Regions from separate parts of the Homo sapiens genome. Here regions 1 and 3 are each linked to region 2. Evidence: chromatin contacts called from ENCODE Hi-C or POLR2A ChIA-PET data. All regions are on one chromosome and are shown on one strand. The core of a region is the stretch at or near the end of the contact, and the rest is flanking DNA. Distances in the headings are between cores, read along the strand shown.

The links. A loop is a pair of places that touch in the nucleus more often than their neighbours do. ChIA-PET counts read pairs that join two places held with the same protein, here RNA polymerase II (POLR2A). Pooled maps may share reads with other maps.
Region 1: a pooled map shows a loop between it and region 2 (2.2-fold over the local background). The contact joins the enhancer-like site here to the promoter of TMEM54 in region 2. A Hi-C loop is called at or near these places in 1 of 50 pooled maps. POLR2A ChIA-PET finds 5 or more read pairs at or near these places in 4 of 52 experiments (H1, HCT116, HEK293 and 1 more).
Region 3: a loop to region 2 is called in a pooled map, with 5 times the contacts of the local background. The contact joins the enhancer-like site here to the promoter of TMEM54 in region 2. A Hi-C loop is called at or near these places in 3 of 50 pooled maps. POLR2A ChIA-PET finds 5 or more read pairs at or near these places in 7 of 52 experiments (BJ, H1, HCT116 and 4 more).

What each region holds. Positions count from the first base shown.
Region 1 is chr1:32,979,089-32,982,585 of GRCh38, reverse strand. It overlaps the pseudogene RPL18AP4. Among named protein-coding and RNA genes, the nearest start is that of RNF19B, 16 kb to the right of the region's middle. RefSeq lists enhancers at 822-2,021, 1,525-2,141. Within about 2 kb of position 1,250, at least 33 of the 41 ENCODE cell types and tissues checked have a DNase peak (open chromatin) inside an H3K27ac peak, as active enhancers do.
Region 2 is chr1:32,899,601-32,903,413 of GRCh38, reverse strand. TMEM54 (transmembrane protein 54) reads left to right here and starts at 2,025. Exons shown (of 6, transcript NM_033504.4): 1 at 2,025-2,191. The coding sequence starts at 2,176. LOC105378632 (a long non-coding RNA gene) reads left to right here and starts at 214. Exons shown (of 3, transcript XR_947161.3): 1 at 214-307; 2 at 582-744; 3 at 1,487-1,757. RefSeq lists a silencer at 1,896-2,035.
Region 3 is chr1:33,007,441-33,010,943 of GRCh38, reverse strand. It overlaps AK2 (adenylate kinase 2), which reads left to right. Exons shown (of 6, transcript NM_001625.4): 6 at 1-2,958. Among named protein-coding and RNA genes, the nearest start is that of AK2, 28 kb to the left of the region's middle. Within about 2 kb of position 2,188, at least 12 of the 41 ENCODE cell types and tissues checked have a DNase peak (open chromatin) inside an H3K27ac peak, as active enhancers do.

The sequences.
Region 1 (3,497 bases), core at 1-2,500, 80 kb before region 2:
CTGGCTGCTCTTTGTTTTTGTTGTTGTTGTTGTTGTTGTTGTTTGTTTGTTGTTGTTGTTGTTTTTGAGACAAAGTCTTGCTCTATCACTAGGGTGGAGCGCAGTGGTGCGATCTCGGCTCACTGCAACCTCCGCCTCCCGGTTTCAAGCGATTTTCCTGCCTCAGCCTCCCGAGTAGCTGGGACTACAGGGGCGCGCTACCATGCCCAGCTAATTTTTGTATTTTTAGTAGAGATGGGTTTCACCATGTTGGCCAGGATGGTCTTGAACTCCTGACCTTGTGATCCGCCCACCTTGGCCTCCCAAAGTGCTGGGATTACAGGTGTGAGCCACTGCACCCGGCCCTGGCTACTCTTTGGAACCACCAAGCACACTTAGGGCGTTTGCTTTGGCTGTTCCTTCTGCTTAATAAGGGTTTCCCCAGTTACCTACATGGCTAACTCCCTCACCTCCTTAAAGTTTTGTATGCATAGCACCTTCTCAGCAAGACCTTCCTTGACACCACTGTTTAACAACTCATCCTGCCTCTTCCCTGCACTGATGCTGCATCAGCACTCCTTGTCTCCTCCCTGCTCTACTGTATCTTCCCCTTACCACTTTCTAACACAGTTTATTTATGTGTATTTATAATTTATTATATTTATTATGTTTACACTTTGCTTTACCTTGTAGAATGTAAACATCACAAGAGAGCAGGGATCTTTGTTCTGTTCACTGAAATATGGCACATAGTAAGTGCTCAAAAGTATTTACTGAATGAATGTAAATAATGTCCCTGATGTCACACAGCTGGAAAGTGGCATTTCTGTGATTTGTATCTAGTGTTATTTGGCTCCAAAGCTATAGAACCTTATTACTAGGGCTGTTACGGGGCTCAAATGGGTTCACGTGTCAGCCACTTAGCACAGTGCCTGGTAGGAAGGTTAATGTGCCATAAACATGAAATAATAGTTGTTATTATTAATTATTGACAGGGCCCCTCCCTCTTGGGCTCATTTTTCTAAATTTCATAATAGTACAGCAGGCTTTTTGGGGTAAGACGTCAAGCCTGACTTGACAGACACACTGACATGACTCTTAGGAAGGAAAAATGCAGCGGTGCCAGCCCCAGTAGCCTGGAACCCTGCCCCAGCAGGACCCAGTCCTCTATGTGGCCCAGCCTACTTCGTAACTGAGCTGAAACTGTTCACCCACAGGGACTGCAAACAACACAGACTTCCTGTATTTTGAGAAAGGGGAAGTCCAACCAGTGATTTACCTTGAGTCATTTGTTTCGAGACGGAAGCCTCAGCAGTTGGCAGAAAGTATAGGAAGGAGGAAGGCTGCCAGAGGCAAGAAAGGAGACCTGGATTCTAGAAGGAATGCCACTACTTCTCAGCTGACCACACTGAGCAAGTCCCCTCTCTGGCCTTAATTTTCTCACCTGGAAAATGGGACAATGATCTTTACCTCACTGGCTTCTCTAGGCAGTGCTAATATCGATGAGTGCCTGTGTGTGAAGAGCTGGAAATACAGGAATGCATCAGCATCTTGCAACTGGAAGGGCAAAGTTCAGAGGTTAAAAATTTACAAACTATGAAGTCACTTAGATCTGGATTCAAATCCTGCCTCCATCACTTTCTAGCTGTGTGTCCCTGGGCAAGTAATGTAACCTCTCTAAGTCTCAGGATCTTTGGTTTCCTCAGCTGTGAAATAATTTTTCTCCTAAACTGATTTTGAGGATTAAATGAGATATGCATATCAATGGCTATGAAGGAACAAGGAACTGGGCTCAGAGGAATCCTTCAGAAATGGTGATTCTTGTTTTTAATCCTGGATGAGCTCTCACTTCCTCTCTGTGTGATGCCAGTGCCCAGGACAAACCCCTGCTGAGAGTATTTCTTTTTTTTTATTTTTTGAGACAGAGTCTCACTCTGTCACCCAAGCTGGAGTGCAGTGGTGCGATCTCGGCTCACTGCAACCTCCGCCTCTTGGGTTCAAGCGATCCTCCTGCCTCAGCCTCTCGAGTAGCTGGGATTACAGGCACCTATCACCATGCCCAGCTAACTTTTTTTTTTCCCCACCAGGGTGTTCCTGAGTTTATTTGAGGCACAGCCGGGCGAGGGCCCTGTACCTAGAAGAAGGTGTTGGGTCTCCTGGTGAAGCGTGGCTTCTGCTGATGGCACAGCACCAAGTGGGGCAGCAGGAACTTGATCTTGGAGTCGTGGAATTGCTTGACAACTGGCCACCAGCACTTGCTGGCCGCAATCTCCTCCACCTTCATGATCTGGATGAAGTTGGCCCGGGCGCGGTACTGGGTGCCCATGTCTTGGTAGCACTGGGTGACAGCGCCCATGGTGGTTAGGTCCCGGTATTCCCTGTACATGTTGTGGGTGCTGCTCCGGGAGTCATAGCGCAGCCAGATGCCAAAGTTCTTCACCCACAGTGGGTACTTCTCAAACACCTGCCCACAGTTGACAGTCTCCCCTGAAGACTTCTTCATCTTCTTTAATTGAGATAGGAAGTACCAGAAGTGGAACTTGGCGACTACATGATTAGGCGCAAAGATTTGCATGTGGTAGAGGGGCAGTGTGTGGCATTTGGGGGTGGGCAGGCAGTGACACACCACCTTGTACTCTTGTTGTGTGCCCAAGGCCTTCATGGCTTTCTGTCCACCTTTGCCACCACCCACAAAAGGAAAAGGCTAATTTTTGTATTTTTAGTAGAGATGGGGTTTCACCATCTTGGCCACTCCCGACCTAAACTGATCCACCCACCTTGGCCTTCAAAAGTGCTGGGATTATAGGCGTGAGCCACTGCACCCGGCTCCCTTCTGAGTATTTAATAGAAATACCTCCATCTGTGGGACCACAGATAATTATTAAAATAGAGAATAATTTTATGTATTTATTTTTACTTATGACAAAACTTAATAAATTCATGGCAGAAAAAAACTTAAGCAAATAAGTAAAAATAAGAAAATAGAGATTACATATAACTTCATCACCTAGAGATAATCACTATTAACAGTTGGGTTAACTCTCCTGGATTTCTTTTTAAGGCATATTTAACAAGATGTTAAATGCAAGTTTCCCGTCATTTTGGCTTTGGGGCAGAGGCAAGGACCACTACATCCAGGCATGCTGAAGGATGGAGAAACCAGTTCTACCAGCATTAATCCCATCACCCCCAGAGTGTGTGTGTGTGTGTGTGTGTGTGTGTGTGTGTGTGTGTGTGTATGAGAGAGAGAGAGAAGACAGAAGAGAGAAGAGGGCTAGTTTAGAGAGATGTATTTTAGAGGCAATTGTGGTTTTTTGTTTTGTTTTTGAGTCAGGGTCTCACTCTGTCACCCAGGCTGGAGTATGGTGGCACAATCACTGCTCACTGCAACCTTGAATTCCTGGGCTCAAGTGATCCTTCCACCAAGCCTCTCAAGTAGCTAGGACTACAGGTGCGTGTTACCATGCCCAGTTAGGTTTTTTTTACTTTTTTATGGAGATGGGATCTTGCTGTGTTGC
Region 2 (3,813 bases), core at 776-3,275:
TCACCCAGGCTGGAGTGTAATGGCCCGATCTCGGCTCACTGCAAGCTCCACCTCCCAGGTTCACGCCATTCTCCTGCCTCAGCCTCCTGAGTAGCTGAGACTACAGGCGCCCGTCAACACGCCGGCTAATTTTTTTTTTTTTTTTTTTTTTTTTGTATTTTTAGTAGAGACGGGGTTTCATCGTGTTAGCCAGGATGGTCTCGATCTCCTGACCTCGTGATCCGCCCACCTTGGCCTCCCAAAGTGTTGGGATTACAGGCATGAGCCACCGCACCCGGCCACAAGTGTCTGAACATTTATAATATGAGTAAGTACTACCCAAATTGCCCTACTAAAAGATTGTCTGAGGACATCAACATTCCGATGCCAGCCCGATGTCTTCATAAACTGCCCCCATCTTCCCTTCCACCTGACAAATATGTCTCCCCACCCGGAATTCCCTGCACATTATCCCCCTTCAGACAGCAGGTGACAGGGAAGCAGCTCTGCTGGGGGGTTACCAGATGGGATGCCCCGGGGGGCTTCCTAGGAGAAATGGCTCCACTTCCTCCCATGGTGTTAATGCGTTCTCCAAACTCCAGAGGCTCTACATCTGACCCAACTGCCCAACACACACAGCGCCGCAGGTGTCAGCACAGGTGTGCAGAAAGACACACAGACAGTGGACAGCCCCCAGGACAGGCTCCAACCAAGCACCCAGAGACAGCCAGCCAGCCCCTGACCTCTGGGACACTGCCCAGTGGGGTAAGTGGGGCAAGCTGTGAACAGATGTTGCCCAGTTCCCATAGTAAGTGCCTCCAAGGACCGAAAGAGCCCAGGGAGGTGGCCACGGTGTGGCCACTCTACAGAACTTGGGCACAGAGACCCAAGGGGATTCCAGGCTCCTGCCTACTCCACCACTTCCAGCTGGTGGTCTTGGGTGAGTGGTCTGTGGTCTCTGAGCCCAAAGGTGCAGGAATGGTACCTATGCCAAAGGGATGCTGAGACTAACAAGGGACCTCACTGGGGTCCATCCTGACACATTAAAGGGCTCAGCAACCCAGAGCAGTACTAATAAAGCTCCTACTATGTGCTCTTGCTAGGTCTACACTTTGTCCATACAGACAGTCTGGAGAGTTTCCAAAGCGTGTTGTTGTTGTTTTGTTGTTTTGAGATGGAGTGGCGAGATCTCAGCTCACTGTAACCTCTGCCTCCCGGGTTCAAGCGATTCTCCTGCCTCAGCCTCCAGAGTAGCTGGGATTACAGGCTTGCCCCACCACATCCGGCTAATTTTTGTATTTTTAGTAGAGACGGGGCGGGGGGGGGGGTGCGGGGGTGTTTCACCATGATGGCCAGGCAGGTCTCGAACTCCTGACCTCAGGTGATCTGCTTGCCTAGGCCTTCCAAAGTGCTGAGATTACAGGCATGAGCCGCCGCGCCCGGCCGAAAGCGCTTTCTTACCTAATTTTTGTATCCTATTTTGTCTCACCACGACCTTCGGGGACAGGAATTATCCCTGATTTTCCAAGGACGGAACTGAAGGCCCTCCCGACTAAGAAGGAGACTTAAAGCGCCTTTTTCAGCGTGGAAGACAAGACTCGCGGGCGCTAAAGGCAAGCGCAGAGAGGGGAGGCGATTTGCCTGAGGTCACACAGCAGGCAGGGGCAGACCCCAATCCCCAGCAGCTCTTTCACTGCCCCTGCTGCCCCTCTCCGTCCCAGCCTTGGGCCCGGGGGCTTTCCGCCCAAGAGCCACACCCAAGTCACGGTAACCACAGCTACGCCGGCAACCCCCAACTTGCCGCGGGCCCGCGCGGGGCGGCTCCTCAGAGCCTCAGTTTCCCTTTCTAGAGCGGGCCCGCCGCCGCCGGTGGGCTGAGGGAGGGCGGCTCGGCGCCGGGCGGGCCGGGCGGGGCGGCGCCTGACTCAGCGGGCGGGCCATGGGCTGCTCAGCCGGTCCGACCGGCCGGGAGGGGCACGAGCCGCGGGGGCGCTGCGGGGCCGGGCGGCCCGGGGGGTGACGGGAAGGGAGGCCGGTCCGGCGCCGCCCAGCCCCGGGCTCCGGGCGGGAAGTGGGCGAGCGCGACGGTGCGGGGCGCGCGGGCGACGGGCCAGCGGGATGGGAGCAGGGTCCCCCGGCGGCCCGCAGCCTCGGGAGCCGCGCTGAAGCCGGGGGCGGGACCAGCGCGGAGCCGACATGTGTCTGCGCCTCGGTGAGCGACTGGGGGCGCGCGGGAGGCCCCGAACCACCCCAACCCTCCCACAGGAGCGGAGCACTGAGCCCGGAACCCGAGCCCCCAGGGGGCCAGGCCACCTGCTCTGCCTCTAACTTACTACGAGGCCGGGGTCGGGTCACTTTCCTCTCTGGGCCTCAGTTTCCCCAGCAGTGAAATGGAGGGGAGGAGCGCTGCGGGTGTCTTCTCGATGTGGCTGTAGCGTCTCTTACCCTCGCCCTCTCTTGCCTTTCCTGCGGAGGCGCACGACTGCCCTCGGGGACCCCCGGGTGGGCGGCAGAGGAGACGCTGGAGAGAGCAGCCCCATCTTACCCAGAAGGGACCCCGGGGCCAGGCCTCAGCTTCCCCACCCTTACAAGGGGCTCCCACTTACATACTCTCCACTCTCCCGAGGCCAGGAAGGAAAGCCGTGGGCAAAAAGGATCAGCAGCGGGGGAGCGGGACTAATGTGCCCCCTCCTTCCACTGCCTGGGCACGGTGATGCTGCTTGTGGGCAGCAGAGTCCTGGGGCATCCCCGCTGTCTAGCCGAGAGACCTTGTGAGCCTCAGTTTCTTTGTCTGTAAGAGGGGGACAGTAGTTCCCACCTCCTAGGACTACTATGAGGATGAGGGCAGCTTCTAAGAGTAAAGCGCTTAGCACCTTGCCGGCTGCGCTGCTATGCGCTCCCACAGTGGTAAGACAAATGAAGCCAGCTGGGCTTCATCTGGGAGGCAGCACTCTGGGAGGCCGAGGCAGGCGGATCGCTTGAGTCCAGGAGAGACTAGCCTGGCCAACATAGTGAAATCCGTCTCTACAAAAAATTTAAATAAAGAAAAAAAAATTTAGCCCGGCTACTCAGGAGGCTGAGGTGGAAGGATCACCTGAGCCCAGGAGGCAGAGGTTTCAGTGAGCCACGATCAGGCCAGTGCACTCCAGCCTGGGCTACAGAGTAAGACCCTGTCTCAATCAATTTAATTTAAAAAGTCAAGGACTGCTCCAGGCTCAGTCCAGTGCTCCAGGCACAGCCCCATGCTGGCACCGTGCCTCCTCTTTGACCAAAGTCTTGGTCCTGGGATGCTGTTGTTATTGAGTCCAGCCCTCAGCTGGAAGGTAGACACCGAGCTCCCAGGTAGGTGGGTGGAGGGGGTGAGGTGGGTCAGGCTCCTGCGCTGAAGCTGCCATGCCCCTTCCTGCTTGGCTGGCAGTCCATCTTCACAATGCTATTCCAGTCTCATGGTGCCTGTCCAGCCCATCGTCTGCCCTCTGCTTCTGCTAGACCTGGTTCAGCTCCAGAGGGTCCTGCAGTCTCCAGGGGTCTCAGACACTGGCTGGACCAATGCCTCCCCATTTTATAGATGTGGAACTTGGGGCCCAGAGGGGAGGGGCTGGTGCATGGTCACACAGCAAGTCTGTGACTGAATAGCCCCATCCCTTCCTGCTCCCTGGGGACTGTCTCTTGGCACAGCTTCAGACAGATGTCCCAGAGCGTCCAGTGTAGAGATTTCATTTTTTTTAGACGGGGTCTCTGGCTCTGTAGCCCAGGCTGGAGTGCAATGGCACGATTATAGCTCACTGTGGCCTCCACTTCCTGGGCTCAGAAGATCCTTCTGCCTCAGCCTCC
Region 3 (3,503 bases), core at 939-3,438, 110 kb before region 2:
GTCCAGTGTTTAATGCATTTGGTTGCTGGGGCTTACATGCCAGCCTCCTCTGATATGTACTTGGTTTTTAAAAACCCATTTTGTTCTCTCTTGTTTCCTCTCTATTTCAGCCTAGTATCAGAAGGCCAGGCGAGACTGCAACACTGCTCATCACCCCGCGGCGTGATCCCTGCTCTTAGGTGCTGGGCAGAGGGGAAGGGTGGTCAGGGTGAGGATGGTGAGGGAGGGCTGGTGAGGGGCTCAGAGGAATACTTGGAACAACAGCAGTGTTATTGTAGTGTGGCAGTTTCTTTTATACATAGGTGAGAGTTTTTAAAGTGTAAGGGAAAAATTAATTTTTTAAAAAACACCATGCTTGGAGGGTGGGGGTAGAAATAGACACAATATTATTTCTAAGGAATCGGGTTTTCATTTACTCTGGACTGGTGAAAATATTTTTTAAAGCCAGTGCTCTAAGACCTCAGCTTTTATCTCAGAACCCCATGGGTTCCAGACCAAGAGTACAGGAAATCAAATTGTTGTCCTGTCTGTCTATAGCTTGGAACAGGGAGCTTTGATTACTGACTCCGGTTCCACACACTGTAAGATCAAAAAACCATCTCCACATTTGAAAGAGATGTAAGGTGTATTCATAGGGATGGTGGCTCAACAAATCAAGCAAACTGGAATCAAGGGGAGGGGGAAGGGAATGAAATGGAAAGGGAGGCTGATTCCCTTCCCCTGACTTACCACTAATTTACTAGGCTACCTACTTTCATGAGTAACCTCTCACAGCTACCCAGCACATGCCACAATCCTATGCTCTTGCCTTCTTTTATCTGCACTGTGTGAAGGGACTCTTTTAAATAAATGAGCAAGTGTCCTAAGCTATGTCATCCAAAGATTGTCCTTTCCATTCTCAAATCCTGTGACTGGGATCACTCAACAGCACTGTGATGTATTATTTTCAATGAGGTGCCTTTCTTAACTGACCAAATGCTGCCTTGTTTGGCCCCTAAATCAATAAAATATGTTAAAATTTGTATCCCCTGTTGTGGCATTTTTTTTAGATAATCTAAGCTAGAAAAATGACATTGAATTCTGGACCTGGCTGGAAGGAAAAGAAGCCCTTTCTTGTCGCTGGCAGCTGTGTGGTAGGGAGGTCCAAGTATGTGCATATGAGATAAGCCTGCAACCTCTTGACCTTCAGCTCCTATGCAGGCTTCTCTTGAGCCCAGAGACAAGGCAGCTTGGTCTAGTGGAGATAGCACTGTGCTTGGAGTTCAGGGGACCTAGGACAAATCCCAGCCAGTTAGTTATTCACTGTGCTCCTGTTTCCTCAGCTGAAAAAGGAAGTTGGTTATGCCACCTTCTTGGCCTTAATGGCATTAAATGAAATTTATAGGAAGAAGGTTTTTGCTCAGTACCTGGCATGCAACAGACATTGGATAAATGTTAGTTGGATCCAGATATACACAGAAAGATATCTGCTTCCTGCCAGGCTGGATAACTGTTGAATGGACACTTGTCCATAGTCTAGAAAGCCAGTGCTTCTAATCCTTAAGCCAGATCTTTGACTACCTTTTCAGTTGCTTCTTTAACACTCTTTGTTGCTTCTCTGTGTGTCCTAGTTTAAATTCATTTCCTCTCCAGCAAAAGTGAGCTTAAATAATTTCTCCAAACTAAAGCTCTCATGTTTTTGGAAGGGCTGCCTTTGCAAGTGAGGTTTCTGAGAAATGACTGTTGTTCCCAAAACAAGAGGGAGCTGGGCTGGAAGCACCACTATTCTTCTTTAGGCATCTTGTTACAGAGAGAGGCAGGGTCTTCACTGACATATTAAATCCTGTTCCCTGAACCAGCCCCTCCCTCTTCTGCTCCACTTCCTCACCTGTGCAGAGTCATTTTCAGGTGTTAGCCTTACTGATTTGCACTGATCTGTTTGTTCCCTGAGCTTTTTAAATACCCTGTGAAAATTTTCTTTCCTCCCTTGGTCATCATGCATCTAATTGTGGGGAAATGTTTGTCAAACCAACCTGCAAAGCAGCATGGTGTAGTTGAGAAGAATAAACAGAGAAGACTGGGTGAGCTATTGTTTGTTTGCTTCTTTGGGCCTGGGTTTCCTCATCTAATCTGCAAACCAAGAATGCAGACTAGTCCTACCACTCCCGGAAGACTGACGTTGTGCCAGGTATTATGCAAAGGCTTCATGTAACCCTCGACTTCACGTAACCCTCACACAGCACCCTGTGGAGTCAGAACTGTCCTTCACTTTTATAGGTGAGGAAACCAGACTCAGAGAGGTGAAGTGGCATTCCTGAGGTCATGCATAAGAGGCAGTCAGGACTGAAACACAGTCTCTAACACTTATCCGTCCCCTTGATCTTGTTGCTGAAGTGATTTAATTACTTGCGTAGCTCTGCACACAGGAAGGGCTGCTCTGAATAAGAGCTCTTTTCCATGGACACTCAGCGCTGCCGGAACTGATTTTGAAGAAGTCACTGCCGGCTCTGAGGGCCTAGGGTATGTGTCTTAGGATCTCCTGTGTGCACAAAGTGTCACTGACAGAACACAGCAGGATGGAGAGCAGCCTCCTCAGAAGCCTCACAAGTCTTTCCTCAGATGAAGACAGAGCAACGAGTCAGAAGACAGATTTCAACAGCGACTTCACCATGCGACCTTGGACAAGTTATCTCACCTCATCAGTAGAATAGGAATGATCCCTACCCCTCAAAGGTGCTGATGACACTAGTGACCAAGATACTCATGTGGGTTGGACTGCCCAGGACACAGCAGATGCTTAGTAAACACAGATGGAATTCAGAGGGAAAATGTAGGCATTGAAGAAAGTTGTCTTACTGACCATCCGGAACCAGGCTAAGGATCCCCTAGAAATCATAGACCTCTGAAATTATATGCAGAATTCTTTATGTGTTTTCATAATTAATAATAGTCTAACATATTAAATTCTTAGCTGTGTGAGAGGTTCTGCATGCATTATCTCATTTATTCTCCTCGATAACCCTGTGGAGGTAAGTATTGCTATTATCTCTATGGTATGTCTGTAGACTTTGAGATTCAGACATCTGATAATGGCAGAACCAGAGCCTGAGTCCAAGTCTGGCTCCACACCCCAGCCTCTTAACACTGTGCCAATTGCTTTGACACTTTGCTGGGGAGAGATGAAATGATCTCAAAGGCACTCATGATACAGAAAAGGCTATGAGCCATGGATCCAAACAAAAGGAGAAACTCAAGTAGGTTTGCTCTGTTACAGTGAAGGACCTGCCACAGGTAAGACCTTTTTCTATTTTGCCATCCTCCGTTGTTTCCTTATTGTTGGTACTAAAGTTCCAATGTGCTGGATTTGCATAGCTCCTGGAATCACCCGTATTCCAGAAAGGCTGGAGGGGTGAGTTATGTTGGGGGAAGGAGCCGGTTCCCATCTCTTGTCCTCCACGATTATCTCCTGGTTCTGGATAAGGTGGCCAGGAGAGGGTGTGTATGTAGGCTGTTGAGTCACAGGC